Linked DNA regions of Homo sapiens: regions 2 and 3 are each linked to region 1. Evidence: chromatin loops called from intact Hi-C (ENCODE). Cell type or tissue: Calu3. All regions are shown on one strand. Links, peaks and the distances in the headings refer to the core of each region. The heading gives the core; the rest is flanking DNA. Region 1 holds the start of LOC124901047 (a long non-coding RNA gene). Region 2 has its middle 260 kb from the start of KCNN2. Region 3 overlaps LOC107986441 (a long non-coding RNA gene).

Evidence for each region. Peaks named below come from ENCODE experiments on the same cell type or tissue, not always from the same donor. Only the 100,000 strongest peaks of a DNase experiment are listed, where the experiment ranks them.
Region 2: it touches region 1 in a loop (3-fold over the local background); 2 of 110 quality-filtered maps call a loop at or near these places.
Region 3: a loop joins it to region 1, with 2.6 times the contacts of the local background. A loop is called at or near these places in 4 of 110 quality-filtered maps.

The regions. Positions count from the first base shown.
Region 1 is chr5:113,804,167-113,809,297 of GRCh38, forward strand. It overlaps LOC124901047 (a long non-coding RNA gene), which reads left to right and starts at 1,917. Exons shown (of 2, transcript XR_007058906.1): 1 at 1,917-4,001. In Calu3, for the core only: a CTCF peak has its summit at 2,219; a DNase peak (open chromatin) is centred at 2,185.
Region 2 is chr5:114,094,799-114,099,929 of GRCh38, forward strand. It overlaps a transcript of KCNN2 not described here. Among named protein-coding and RNA genes, the nearest start is that of KCNN2, 260 kb to the right of the region's middle. In Calu3, for the core only: no CTCF peak of the experiment used is centred there; no DNase peak of the experiment used is centred there.
Region 3 is chr5:113,676,339-113,681,469 of GRCh38, forward strand. All of the region lies in intron 1 of LOC107986441 (a long non-coding RNA gene), which reads left to right. Among named protein-coding and RNA genes, the nearest start is that of YTHDC2, 170 kb to the left of the region's middle. In Calu3, for the core only: a CTCF peak has its summit at 2,752 (motif pointing right); a DNase peak (open chromatin) is centred at 2,803.

The DNA.
Region 1 (5,131 bases), core at 1,063-3,562:
CCATGTAAGATGTGCCTTTCACCTTCTGCCATGATTGTGAGGCCTCCCCAGCCAAGTGGAATTGTGAATCCATTAAACCTCTTTTCTTTATAAGTTGCCCAGTCTTGGGTATGTCTTTATCGGCAGCTTGAAAATGGATGAATATGACCTACACCCAAGCCTTCCCTTCTACTTTCCTTCTCCAGTGGCTGCTGTCTCCTCTCCCAGGATTAAGGAATGGAGTTGCCAGCTCATCCTAGGGGAAGCCCTGCTACTGCAGGATATCCAGTAGCCTGAGCTGACTCATCCATTTCTGAAGCTGCCCATGGTTCCTTTCCAGAGCCACCTGGTGTGCAAAATCCACCTATGCACCATGGCATCCAGGCTGAGAGAAGGGCACTTCTCTATCACCGCACATGTGAGTAGAATTTGGTAGCATTCGTACAGAGCCGGTGAAAAACTCAGGACTATTGCAAAAAATTTGAGGGTATTAAAATATGCATCTGACAGTCCCCCCTGACTTTTCACTCCATCTCCCCCTCATGTACCCTAATAATTGTGAGACAGAAAACAGTCTCTGAAGTCATGGAACTAGAAATCTGACTGGGGGTTAGGAGAGATAAGGCGTATACCCATGAAAAGGGAAATAGCTTAACAAGCATTAAATAACAGTACTCTCTTTATTTAACAAGAAGAGCTTATAGTCTAGAAGGGAAGACAGGAAGAAAACAGGAGTTAAAGTAGAAAGGTTAAGTCTTTGGTAACAATTATGTAGGTATTTAGGTGATGACAATATCAGGGAAGTGACGTGACAGTACAGAATATGAGCTCAATAGGAAAGAGATCTATCATTACCTGTACTTCAGGAGAGAGCGCGACTGCTGTGGCTGTACTAGGCAGGGAAGGCTTGAGATAGGCCTTGCAGGATAAACACAGCTTATGTAGACCAAGGGGAGGATATCCCTCTGCTCACTGCTGATTCTCCAGCCTGACGTGTGAGGCAGAGCAGGCGCCAGCAGATGGAGGTAAGATGGTTTTCAGAGGAAGCCTGGAATGGAACTGAGGGAGCTGTTGGTAGAGCTGCACGCTAGGTCAGGAGGCCTGGTTTCAGTCTTGGACCTGATATTAACTACTCTGATGGTTTGTGTTAAGTCTCCTCACTTCTTTGGGTCTCTCTTTCTCATTTTAAAAATGAGCAGGTTGGGCTAAGTGATCCACAAATCCCTTTTCCGGGTCATATCTATGATTTTATTATTTCCTCACCTGGAGCATACAGATAATTCAATGAAGATTTAAAAGGCTTGTCAAAATTTGGAAAATATTATTTCTTTTCACTTCAGAGCAAGCAATGTGGGAGAATATAAAATAGCCTCTGAATTTTATTGTATTAGGTATTTCTTTGCACTAGGAAATTTGTATTTTAATGAATTGGAAATGTTTCACTGGCATTTCTTCCTACTCATTATGTATTTCAGAAGGGACATTTCTCCCCGACATATCACTTGGTCTTTTGTGGTTGTTTTTGTGTTCTAAGGAGCCAGTCATTAATTATGCTTCTCCACAGACTTGGAGAAATACCTCCAAGGATCTGCCACTTGGGTGGAATTTTCTCAATCTGGTCTACACCATGACAGAAACACTGTTCTTTAGACTTCTCAACTCAAGGACTTTCTTTCAGTTTTGAAAAGGTTATGTGTCATATGCCAGAGACTACTAAGGGCTGGAGATTGTCTTGGCTACTCATATGAAAATATATTGTAGTTGCAGTGGTGGAACTGAAATTATAGTTTTTGAATAAGAATAAATGCAGGAAGGAATTCTATCCTTTTATCAGAGCATTTTCCTTCAGGAGTATAAAAGACTATATCTACACAGAATCAAATAAAGTGAAGATTTGTCCATTATACAACTATTCTGATCTTTGTAGATAACCAGAATGCTGGAAGCCAAAATGTTGAAAATCTTTCATATGGTTTTATTACTGGAATATCCAGATGGGTTGCTTGCATTGATTAGATTCCATAGGAAATGAATAAAACTCTACTTCCTGTTTTGTATGATAATTATAAAGTGAGTGACGTGACTTCCTTCTCCAGTTCAGATGAACGTAGGATAACATTTTCTTTAAGTGTTAGTAAAAAGGCCATTTTTCCTTCTACCCAGGCTGTCTTTCACTTTCTCTTTTCCTGCAGTTCTGCAGGCTTGAGAATGGTGGTGCTACTGTCCCATTCTTGTTTTCCTGTTGAAAAAAGATTTAGGGCTTTCACTTCTCTGGATCATTAATAGCATTTACAGCAAGGTAAAGGAAGAAGAAAGCACCATTCAATACCATGAATCACGGAACAAGCTGATGACTTACGAAGGTCAGGGAAGGACCTGCCAGCATCTTTTCAATTCATGTGTGCAGGCATTCCACAGATTACTAAGTGCACTGTCACTTTTACAGGGAAGTGTCAGATATTAGCCTCAGCTAAGGAGGCAGAAGCTCATTGTAGCAGATTGATCTTTGGAGACAAATCTGTGCTTATCTAATTCATTTCAGAAAGCTCTCCAATATTCCAAAAAGCACAAATCAGGTCAAGGAAAATGTGAATTGACTCTGAAGGAAAAGCACAAAGAGAGTAGAGCTTTACAAGTGAAAGGAGTGGTGAGGTTTCTGTATCCCCAAAACATAGGAGTAAAGGAGCTTATGGGTGTTTTGTAGGCATAAGTGTAGAAGCATTACAGAGAGAGACTAAGAGCCCGTACCTATGCCTGCACAGGCCAAATGTGCCTCGGGTGGCCCTAAGCAGAAAACAAAGTTACCATTTCTCCCTTTTAAGGGCTTGCCATTGCATCATCAGTTGGGCCTGGCTCTCTTTCCTCCTCCTTTCTGAGGCTTGAGGGAGAGGAAAGTCCTTCCTGCCTGGGGCGCCCAGAGCTGTCACTTTGGCTCTGGTTCAGTGAAACCTGGCCATTGACAGGACAGATGGCTATGGCAGCAGCCCATCCCATCAGCCCTAGAAGCCCTGTTTCTATTCAGATCATGTTCTCAAGTGATCTTTAGCGGATCCATGCTTAAGCATAGAAACAGAAAGCTTTGGCCAGCTTCTAGTTCCCATTAGCTTGTCTCTGAGACACCATGCTTAGTTGTGTGTGTATCTGAATTGAGGCAGTCAGTGATGTACTAGGGCTGAAATAGTAATAATAATAACAATTCTGACAGCTTTGAAGGTAGACCCTCCTGCTCATTTTAAATCACAGGCGCTGTTCTCTGCTTAGCTCTATGGAGCAATAAAAAGAAAAAAATACAAAAAGGCAGGCTGGGGAGAAGTGTGTTGCTCCTGTGTGGGGGCGGGATCATCTGAGGAGTGTTTCCAGGGAACTCTGGCAGGAGGGTTCTTGTTCATGAAGGATTTCCCCGGCACTGCGCTGTGGCAGGATAACAGATGGGCTTCTCTGTATTACAGAAGGGAAAATACCTTTTGTCTTCGCCAATGCCCTTCACTGCAGGCAAGCAAATAGGAGGGCCTTGTAAGCACCACTTCTGCTCCTCGATGCAGCCTCTGTCATGAGCCATCAGATTTTTCTCTGTAAGAATAGAAAGTCTTTTCACAGTATTCTCCTCCTGAAAGCTGTCAGCCATGAAGAGTGCCATGTCCTTGTTTAGAGACGCAGCTTCTGGAATGCTTGAGTGAAAAGCCAAAGGCATTTCATTTCTGAGGTTGTCAAAAATATTCACAGTCTTCCTGCTTGTGCCGAGGATGCTGACCTCATTCTCTCCAGATTTGTACCATATGTGGAGACTGGAGACTCCAGGACATAGGATTACAGTTTGGAAAGGTCTCCCTTGTTGGAATGGACTCAGCACACTTAGGATAAAGCTTAAGGAAAACTCAGCCACTCATGCAATTTTGTAAAGGAGTCTGTACCTTTGCTTGCAATTTTATAATTGTCTTGATTTCTTTTATTTGTAACCTTACACACCATTTGCCAGAAAAATTCAATAAAACGGAACAACGAGGAATTCTTACTATGACTTGGTGAGTTTAGTTTCCCAATTTTAGAGGGGAGAAACTGAGACGCAGAAAAGCTTAAGTTCTCTGAAGAGGCCAAACCAAGAGCAATTGATTAGTCTATTTCAGAAAATGCAGAAGCTGCTTTGTTTTCCAGCACATTATGAACTTATGGGGAGCATGGGCCTGCCTTTGCCTTCATTTCCAGTGTACCTCTAGCTTGGTGGCAGGGTGGTGCCTTTCTCCCCACTTGTTGATGGCTCTTGATCTGTTCTCCTGAGTAGACTAGGGAGGAATTCAAGCTGAACCTGGTTATTTATAGTGCAGAATTTAGGCTTAGAAGTGTATAATATATACACAACTTCTGTAGCTGCTCTCTTTCTCTATGAGTTGATTATCCTTTTATACCTACCAGCCTTTCCTCCTCTGGATCTTTCTCCCCTTCCTGTTCTTTTTCTTCCTCTCCCTCCTGCTCTTTCTTTTATTGTCTTATTGTGGGAACAGGGGACTATTTACAATTCACCTATGGGCTTATAAACCGACAAATGACCTACTGCTGTTGTTATTTCTGAGATAGATGTTTTGGGGAATCTGGCCAAAAGATGCTAGGCTGGATACTTAAACTACCTAATCATGAGTCTTCAAACGTATGTGGAAAGTATTTGGTCTTGAAACAGGTGATAAAACAGTTTCCCAGTGTAATCCTTTGTTACTCATGATTTTATGTGTTTGTGCTTTTGTCAACATTGGGCAAAACATCTAATTATCTGTACTCTCCTATCCTGAATGCCACTTGGTGGCAAGGGTGCTCTCATTTTTGAATCCTCTCTGGTGTCTGGTAGACATATTGGTATTTCAGCTAATTTAATTTAATTCTTATAAAACATGTGTATGTATCAGAGAGCTGAGGGAAATGACTCATGTACAATTGGGAAGGGCAAAACCTTTCATTTATGGATTTCTAGCTGCTAAACTGTTGATTTAATATATTAATCTTTCCAGATACTTATAAACCAGATATAGAACTGAATCCAGGGAATAATTCCAAGATTCTGTTATTTCCAAAAAGCTGCCAGGAATATTTGGAGAACTTTTAAAAACACTTGGAAATTCATTAGCTTATGAAAGAAAATGTCCAGAAAAAATGTTTTATAAGG
Region 2 (5,131 bases), core at 1,705-4,204, 290 kb after region 1:
CCTAATGTCATCTATTTGCTTGGAAACTTAGGGTCCTCATTATTGACTATTTTTTGATGACCATACAATGGAGTACTCAATGCTTTCTTATAATTCAATCCTGCTTTTATATAATATTGGTTTTCTATTATATATTTTTATATGATAATTTTCTCTATCAACTGCTTTATCTTATGGCTGTTGTTCTTTACTACTGCTTTAAATATTGTCTTATTTTATATGCAATATGCATGAGGCCTGATTCCAGCCTGTCTTCTAGAGTAGAGAGTGAAGAATATGAAGCAGCTTCTTTTCTCTAACCACATCTGTTGTTTTTGGGGTATCTTTATAACAGTGTTGTTTTAAACTACTATGTTTGTGGTAATTTCATTTACATCTGTTGTCTCTAGGTGGGCCTGGACACAGAACATCACTGTGTTTCAGGGAGAGAGAGGAAGCAGAATTTGGCTAAATAAATACCTGCTTAATAATAATAACTATCATTTTGCTGAGCACTTGTGAGGTTTCTGGCACTGTGCCTTATCTCTTTTAAACTTCCCAACAAGGCTTAGAGGAAGATTTGCCAGGCATTGTGCTAAATGTTTAATTCATATTATCTCATTTAATGCTCAGACATCCCTATGAGCCTCAGGAGAAGAAGGTAACTTGGACTTAAAACGAAGGCAGATTATAACCTCATCTCACTGGATCCTGGGAGAGATTTGGCATCACAGTGGAATTACAAATTATATCATAAAAGGTTCCATTTAACAAGGTTGCCTGGAGTCACAGAGCAAATGGCAGAACCAAGATTCAATTCTGATTGTTCCAGGGAGCATGTTTTTAAGCACCATTCAGTTGGCCTTAATTTTCTTATTTGCATTTTCTACCTTGTTTCTCTGCTTAGTACAGCAGGCTTCCTCTAGGGCTTGGCCTACCTAACTCCTTTTAGCTCGTCTTTCCTAGGATGGGACTCCTCTCCCTGCTGTAGTCTACTTGCCTTAGACATATCTCCTTGTGTCCCCCAATAATTTTTTTTGACTTCCAAATTGGACTCCATATATGCACCTGCTGTATCCTTTGTACACTGTGCTGAGAATAGTCCAGTTGTCCAGGATATTTAAGTTTACATTTATATATGCCAGTCTGTCTTTTTTCAAGCATATCAGTATTACATTTATTTAAAAACAGGCTATGTCATCTATCTGGCCTATAGAAAATGCACCTATGGATCTATAGATCCTTTGCCATACCTTGAAGTCCCCTGGGGACTGAGTCCACAGGTTGAGATCACTGTCCAGGAGCAGTGTAACTTAATGTCAGAGAGCCAGGCTCAGCAGCAGTCAAATAGATTTGTATTCAAACTGTGATTCTCCAGCTCTCTAGGTTCTGTGATATTGGCTATGAATCTCAACTACTACCCAGCATGAGTACCTTTTCCTAAGGATTATTTTAACGTTTCAGTGAGATCAGGCATTTAAACTGCTTAACACATAATATCAAGACAGCAATCTATTCGTATATGGAGGCCATGGTTTGGAGGTTAAAGACAGTTAAAACAACTATACACTAACTTTGACCATGCTACACTGGATCCCTGGCTTATTTGGTAATACAATCTCAATTTACAAGTTCTATTACATAATACAATTGAAATAAGGACTTGCACTATCTAGATAGTGAAGAGACTTGAAACCAAGCTATATACTCATGACCTGTACATCACAGAGTCATTCCATGTGGTATCATTCTCCTCTCCTGTCTCTGTCAGGCGCTATGGTGCAGAATCCAGGCCTGGATTTGAAGTTCTTACTCACCTCCCACAGATGTGGGAAATCTCACTGTAGCCCCAGGAAGGTCCCTCTCTCCCTCGTGGTACTCCTCCTGTGTTCCACTCTTTCCTGCAGACTTTCTCTTCCCTGCATAACTTCTCTTCCCCACAGGCTTCATTTCTCACTGGAAAGTCCTGGAGACTCTGCCACAGAAACCCTGGTGATCTACCATCCTAATTGACAACCATGCAAACAAAGGAAAGATGGCTCAAGGAGACAGAGTATTCATCTGTAATCTTTTAGAGGATGGCCAGAATAATAGCTACTGTAACTAAACCTACCATATCCCACTTAATCTTTCCATTACTCCAGTGGAGCAAGTTCTGCTATTACCTCCCTTATATAGATGAGACACTGAGACTCAGAGACACCAGGTAACTGGCCCAGGGTTACCTAGCTAGTAAGTAAAGGAGCAGAGATTTGAACCCAGATCTATTCAACTCTGAACTCTAGGCAATTACACCTCTTTCCATAAATGTATCCTGAAAGTATTAGATCCAAATAGTAGACCTACTTGAATGGTTAGATTTGATAGACATTGTTCGGGAAATATGCTTTTTATGAAAGTTCTTTTTCTTGTAGGTGACATTACAAATTAATTATAGGTCCAATCTTAGTTTTCACATGATGGAAAGTAATCATGGTTGGGGAGGTATTTCCCACAGGGTCCAGTCAATTTCATTTTGTTCGGATTACAAACCCTCTGATCTGCAAGTTAGTTCCAGCATTTAAAAGGATAAAGACTGTTGTAATACCTGTGCAAATCCATTAGCACTGCTGGAGAACTGTCTCTGTGTCCTGTAGTTGATGGTCACTAGTGTCATGGGTATATGTTTAGCATTCATTCCTACCTCATGGATTATGGTGGATCTGAAGTAGCCTGAAGACAGTAGTAGGTTTCATTCACTATAGCTTGTTCCCCTGGCTGAGTGTCAAAATATTAAAATGCTGTCTCTCGCCACTTCCTGCCCAGTCCTGCCGCTATTGAAGGTAGCAGACAATTAAACATGAACGTCTCTTGTTTTCTTTTGCTCTTATTTTCTTCAGAGGGCAAACAAAGCATATAAAGTTCCCCATCCACTTAAAGTATTAGAGCACAGACTCTTTGATTAGAACTTCTATTCCATCTTAAGCTCTGAGAGTGGCCACTAGCTCCCCCTAGATTTATCAAGTGAGCTGCCATTGGTAAGCACCTTGTCCACCTCCTCCCTGGTACCTCCTCTGAATATTCTGCTAATTTGTCTCCAGTGTCCTAAGCTTCCTTCAGTCTCCTTTATTTGTTTCCTTTTGCTGCTGTGACAAATTACCACAAACATAGTAGTTTAAAACAACATGTTTATTTTCCTACAGTTCTGGAAGTCAAAAGTCTGAAATGAATTTTGCATGGCCGAAATTAAGGTGTCGGAAAGGCTGGTTCACTTCTGGAGGCTCTAGGGGATAATCCCTTCCCTTCTCTTTTCTAGTTTCTAGAGGCTGTGCTCCTTCCGTAGCTCATCATCTTTCTTTCCGCTTCTGTCATCACATGGCCTTCTTCTCTGTCTGACTTTCCTACATCCCTCTTTTAAGGACCCTTGTGATTTCATTTGATCTACCTGGATAATCTCTCCATCTCAAGGTTCTTCACTTAATCATATCTGCAAAGTCCCTTTTACCATGTAAGGGAACATTCACAGCTTCTGAGAATTAGGACTTGGATTCTTTAGGGACCATTGTTTGGTCTACCACAGGGGTCCCCACTGCTGGGCCACAGACTGGTACCAGTCTGTGGCCTGTTAGGAACCAGGCTGCATGGCAAAAAGTAAGTGGCAGGCAAGTGAGCATTACTGCCTGAGTTCTGCCTCCTGTCAGATCAGTGGTAGTATTAGATTCTCACAGGAACATGAACCCTATTGTGAACTGTGCATGTGAGGGATCTGGGTTGCAAGCTCCAGCTAATGCCTGATGATCTGAGGTGGAACAGATTCATCCTGAAACCATCCCCACTCCCCCCTGCACAATTCCCCCAACCATGTCCGTGAAAAAATTGTCTCCCACGAAACTGGTCCCTGGTACCAAAAAGGTTGGGGACCGCTGGTCTACCACACTTCTCTTTTATGGAGGATTGCCCAAAGAAAAAGAAAGGTTCTGTGATGTCATAGAATTAACATGAAACCTGTGGCACAGAGATTTGGCTCCAATCTTTTTTTCCCTCTTTTATTTGTATAAATTTATGGGGGTACCAGTGGCATTTGGTTACATACATAGTTTCCACAGGGGTGAATCTAGGGCTTTGGCTCCAGTCTAGAATCTGACATTATACTCACTGTCAGACTGGGAACCAAGTACTCCACATCCTTGAGAGAAGGCTTAATCCACAAATATCCCTCCCAGCTATAAAATTTGTATAACACAAAACATTTATTTATATTAAAATATAAATGACTTGAAGCAATTTTACCACATATTAGGCTTTTCTCCAAAGGATTGACTTTATTCTGAAAATAAATAATTCATCAAATTTGATGTGATAAGTGTTTTCTTTTGACAAAAAACGTACCCTGAACTACTGGAACCACACCACATAGGCAGCCAGGTTCTTCCTCCAGTATTAAGACCAGTCCAATTTGGGGCCAGTCACATACATAAATATGTAGGCCAAGGTTTCTCAGCGTGATTATATATATAATACAGATTATAGCAAGATTATAGCATTATAAAAAATCACCAATTGCTAGAACTGAAAAGCGTTACTCCCACTTCCTCTTTCCACCTCCTTTTTCATTTTGCACATAAGAAAACAAAAACTTGGAGGAGAAAAATTGCTTGACCAAGTCCTAGCAACTACATTGAGGAAAAGTTAAGACTATTATTAGAGTCTTTTTTATTTTTCTTGAAAAGACAGGATCTCACTCTGTTGCCCAGGGTGGAATGCATTGCTTATTCACAGGTGCAATCATAGCATACTATAGCCTGAAACTCTTGAGATCACGGGATCCTCCCTCCTCAGCCTCCCAGGTAGCTGGGACTACAGGCACATGCCACCATACCTGACTTAGAGTCTTTTCACTTCATATTTAGAGTTCATTGGCAATTGTGCTATTTATGATTTTGTTCTTGGAAAAATTTTTGGACCAGATTGCTTTTCTTCAGATATAGTAGCCCTACTTTTCAAAAAGTTTTAGTCAAAAAGACTGTCTATATAATGACCATAGGTATTACGTTTGAATTGATTTATATTTTTGACATTAGAGAGGTCCTCACACAAAAAGGTGTCTTTTAAATAATATATATAAAGAAAAGTTTTTATTTATAAAATATTAAATACATTATTCAAGTAAGTC
Region 3 (5,131 bases), core at 1,325-3,824, 130 kb before region 1:
AGCCTTTCATGTAGCCCCTACTAACAGGAAAAATACAAATGATGGCTCAGCAGCATTGATAGGAAGAGCTGGACAGACAGGCCTATAGCAGTCCCTCTGGTTCCCCGTGAGCGAGGGATGCTGAAATTCCCATTTGTGCCAGGGAGCGGGCATGGAATTGTTAACCGTGATGGGGTCTCATTAAGGCCTGGAGGGAGCACATAGGAAATACTGTGGGTGGGGCCCTCTGGACTGGGAACAAATGACTGGGGCCTGAAGTGGTTGTTCTCACATCACTCCCAACACAGTCAGACGTGGCTGGTTGCACCTCAGAGTCAGTCAATCCAGCCATTCTGCAGCAAGAATCAATGGCCAGAGGAGGCCATGATGGTCTGAGGGCCCCTTCCTGCTGCTGGTAGGAGGGCACAGTAAATCCCTGTAACATATATAGTGGCTGTCATGGTGGAGTTGGAAGTGAGGGTGCAAAATCAGAAAGACCGAACATTTGGCGAAGGGTCTGATTCATCCAAAAGAGATCATGCAAACTAGGCATGATACTAAGTTGACTTTGAATACACTATTTAAACTTCATCATCCAAACTGACTGTTTAAAAGAGATGAGATTAAAATATCGCTAATTGTAACTCTAAATTACCCATGCTACTTAGCTAGGTGGGAGTTTGGTGAGGAAACTCGGGTCAGTCTTACAGACAGAAGAAACAAAGCTTTCTGGTCTCATCAGAATGCAGTGTGAAAAATGAGTTATCTGTCCTTCACCAGCTGAGAGGTTTAGGCTTCATTTCATAGGCAATGGGGTGCCTTTAAACCTTTGTTGGTGTCAGCAGCTTCCTGTGCTTTACAGACCAGGAATATACCTTCCTTTCCCTCTTTGCTCATCTGAACGTCCCAACTCTTCCAAAAAGGACACACACCACTCCTGGAACAAGAACCCCACCTCCACCTCCCGAACTCCTGTTAATGGAAATTATAAGGTTTCCTGTTAGGGAATAGTTGGGAGATTTCTGTATTTCCCTAAAATAATCTGGCCTAATGAATATGCTTATTAGAGTTTTTACTTCAGTTCACACTATCTTCTTTTCCTAAATCCTAAAATATATGAAAATACATTAGGTAACAGAATGATGATGAATCCCCTTACATAAAGTGACTATAACTAGAGATTGTTTTTAAAAAGCTGGCATTGAGACATCACCAAAAGCATCCTCCTAGGTCTGCAGAAGGGATTTTGGAAATGGCATGTGATACATTAATTCTAACTTACTGCTTCCCACATACCATGGAACAATCATTTTTTTAAAGCTGAAAATATTGAATGATTATTTCTAATGTGAAATGTTTTTAAGTCATAACATGTGCATTGTGAAATGCCTATCATATGTGTTTCTTGGGCTGGTAATCTCTGGGGTGAAGATACATAAAGATGAAAGCAGAGAAAGAATGTTTGCGAGGGAGCCTGGCCCCTCATTGACTATGTTGATGTGTCTTGGCCTCTCCCACTGTTGACATTACACTTTGCTTAGGATCTGACTTCTTAACTTTTCTGCCTTACTCTGTTCTCTTTCTCTCTGGGATGCATCTTAATGCAGGTCCTTTTTCTTGAAACACACATATTTTATCCCATAGTTTATGGGAGTCACACAGTAAAAATGCTTTGTGATTACAAAAATTTTTTTCTGTTTTCTTTTACAAAAGGTACAAGCCCAGTTAAGAAGTTTAAACATGAATTATATATAGAAAAATGTGAATATTACTCATTAAAATGACAACTTCTGTACCTTTTTATTTTTGGTTTTAAATTACACCACTAATCCAAATACTGTAAGGAATAACTGGTTTATAAAAGGTGATTAAGTTAGGAGTGACAGACACTTACCTTTTAAATAAAAAAGTCAGATCCTTAATATATCACAGGGTCCTAATTTATAAGGTCATCCTCTTTTAGCAGTCTGCCCATCTCAATTGTCTCCTGGGTTTTCTTAATATTTTGAGGACACAACAATGCTATTATTTTAGGTGTGGTAGCACTGGTGGAAAAATAGGGAAGCATTTCATATTGATGATGCAATGCTTTCCTTTATCCTGACATTCTTATCTTTGAATAGGAAAGAGGTAATGTGTTCACTATGTAAATTAATTATAAGCCTTTTTTTGCTCTGTAAAAAGGGGGAATATTAAGGTTTTAGATAGTAATTGTTCTTTGACTCTGGACATGAGTCTTTGGAGAAATTCTCTTTGGTAAATGCAGTTCACTCACACGCAGTGAAAACAGCCATCAAAAGCTTTCATAAAGAGGCTGATAGTATGGAGTAATAACTACTTTGAAGGGCGTTGGGGGAATTATTCAGAGGTTCTGCAAAGTGGTTTGGAGACGAAAAGTGCAATATAAATGCTAAGTAGCCCCATATTTTTCTGGGAAGAGGTGCAGTAAATGTAATCATGGCTCTGCTCAAGCTGAGAAGCCTGATGGCCACCTCTACGCTCATATTTAATGTTGATGAAATCGCTGACACAACTTCCAACAGAGGATCTCTTTCTTCCCCCCTCACTATCATGTAAATAATTTCCACAAAAGTCAGAGCAATTCCTGCTTATGAAAGCTTTACACAATTCCCAGAATTGTGAAGGAAAAAAAAAGCAGGCATATGGTATTTATATAGTGGGTACTCAGTAAATATTTGTTTATTTTATTTTACTTTATTTTATTTTATTTTACCATTGCTTTTTAGGTGCCCTTTACACGTGTGCTTTTGAATTCCCCTAACATGATATCAGCACTAGATGGCGCTATGTTACCGTGAAGACTGCCAGGGTGGTGGTGGTGGTGGGGTGAATCTCTAATGTTGTAATTAGCCAACAATGCAGATAAGCAGAGGTTTAATTTAAGTCATTTCCCCCCTCATTATACTTTATAAGAAATCATGACCTTTTTATTTTGGAGGGGGTACAGGGACTTACTGTATTATTTTATCTCAGCATAAGCAAATTCAATTTGCTTTAATTCTCACTTTGAAGGAGAGAATGTCAGGCTGCCTCCTGCTCTGTTTCACAGTGTGTGGCATTGGTAATGAGCTCTGACAGCACTCCTCCTGCCGCTAACTGTGTCACATGAGCCGTCGGAAGGTGACTTGAGATGTGAAGAAATGAAGGTGCGTAATTGATTCTCACAATGAGAACATGCTTTCTAGTCCTTTGAAATTCCCCTAATGGGCTAAAATGTTATGTTCCTTTTCCCTCTAAAAACAGTTTGTAATGATTCAAATGGTCAATGATTTTGAAAATAATTGAACAGCTAAGCCTTAAAGTACTGTATACAAGCAAATTTTAGCAGAGGAGAGCACTGGCTTCCACTGTGACTAGAATTATCTTTGTGGGGACAGAGAATATTCCTCCCAGCCTCCCATCTTTTATAGATGTGAGGTGACATGGTGTTTTAGTGTGTTAATGCATGTTTCTATCTGTTTGGTGTTGAAAACCTTCAAAGGCGATTAACTCCCTTACAGAAGCTGAGAGGGAAGGAAATGAGTCCTTCACCAGGATATAGGCCTCTGAATGGTGGCGTTACTATAATGATATACATGCTTATGTATCTCTGTATCTCTACATACTTTAAGTCATATTTGATTAAGACAGTCTGCGGCTACTCAAAAAGAAAATTGGGAAGGAGAAATTGTAGAAAGGCAGCCGGAGAAGCTACTAAAGAGAATAGAAATAGCTTGATCCAAGAAAATGAAAGAGGCTAAGGTATAAACTAACCCTGCTGTTTCCAAACTACGTGCTGGGACACCCCAAGGTGCTGCAGCCAACTCACAGAGAGGCCCCAGGATATTTTGAGTTTTTGAAGGAAATGGAGCAGCGTCTACCAGAAACCAAGCAAATGACTTTAGAGTTTTCATACTAAATTACACTACATTCCTACAGTCCTAGGTGACATCATATTTTTGCAAAGCTAGGTTTTTGGAGGTTGATGGGATAAAAAGCAAGTAGTATGCAAAAATGAACAGGAATAGTTAACAAGGATGGCAGTGTCCAGTCTCATTCCAATGATGGAGAGGCTGTGCAGGGCCTAAGGGACACACATGCCCCATTTGTAAGTAATTGTGGTTATTTAAGACTGAAATGAAAGGTATTTTTTTCAATTTGTATTATTATTTTCAAATAGCTACTTAATTATTAGGACATACATACTTAACATTTTTGGATTTAACTACCTAATGAAAGGAATGGCTATGTAGTTTTTTTTTTTTTGGTGGTTAAAAAATTACTGAGACACTGAGGGTGCCAGGAAGTTAGAAAGTTTGAACTTCTGGGCTAACACTGTTTCTTGATGTCCTTTGAGGAGTAGACACGTTCCTGCCTCAGAGACTTGGCTCTCGCTGTCCTTCTTCTGGAATGTGCTTCCCTCAGATAACTGGTTGACTCAATTCATCACTTGCAGTAAGTCTCTGCTCTAATCTCACCTACTCCTGGGGGCCTCCACTTACCACCCTCATTCATCCTGCCCTGCCCACCCTCCCCAGAGCTCAGCTGCCTCTTCCTTTCTCTATTTCCCCTTTTGTCCATCATCCATCTCACTTTTAATATACTACATCATTTATTTATTTATTTATTTTATTTATTATTTTTGTTGTTTATTGTTTGTTCCTCTCACTAAACTATGTCACGTGGAAAAGGTTCTTTGCTTTTTTTTTAAATAGACTAGTACATTTAAAAAGTGTTTAGAATAGTGCCTGACACATAGAGCTCTTAGTAAATATTTGTTGAATGAATGAAAAGTTCTCAGTGGCATCTCAAGCCTGGTAAATACATGTTTTGTATCTATTTATTTTACAAAAATGTATATAAAAATTATACAGAATAAAATATCTTAGGAGCTCTGAGATGTTTTGTAATTCATATACTGGAAAAATAGTTAACTGAGACATTTTTGTGGTTGTTGTTATTGCTTAAATAAATCCTATGTTTTTGCTTTATAGAATGAGAGAATGAGTACATCAAAGATTGTATTCTTACTTTTCCTAGTTTCTCATTCTTTTACATAAGCCAATATGTACCTAGAGCTATATAGTCATGTGCCACATAATGATATTTTGGTTAATGACAGACCTCATATATGATGTTTGTCTCAAAAGAT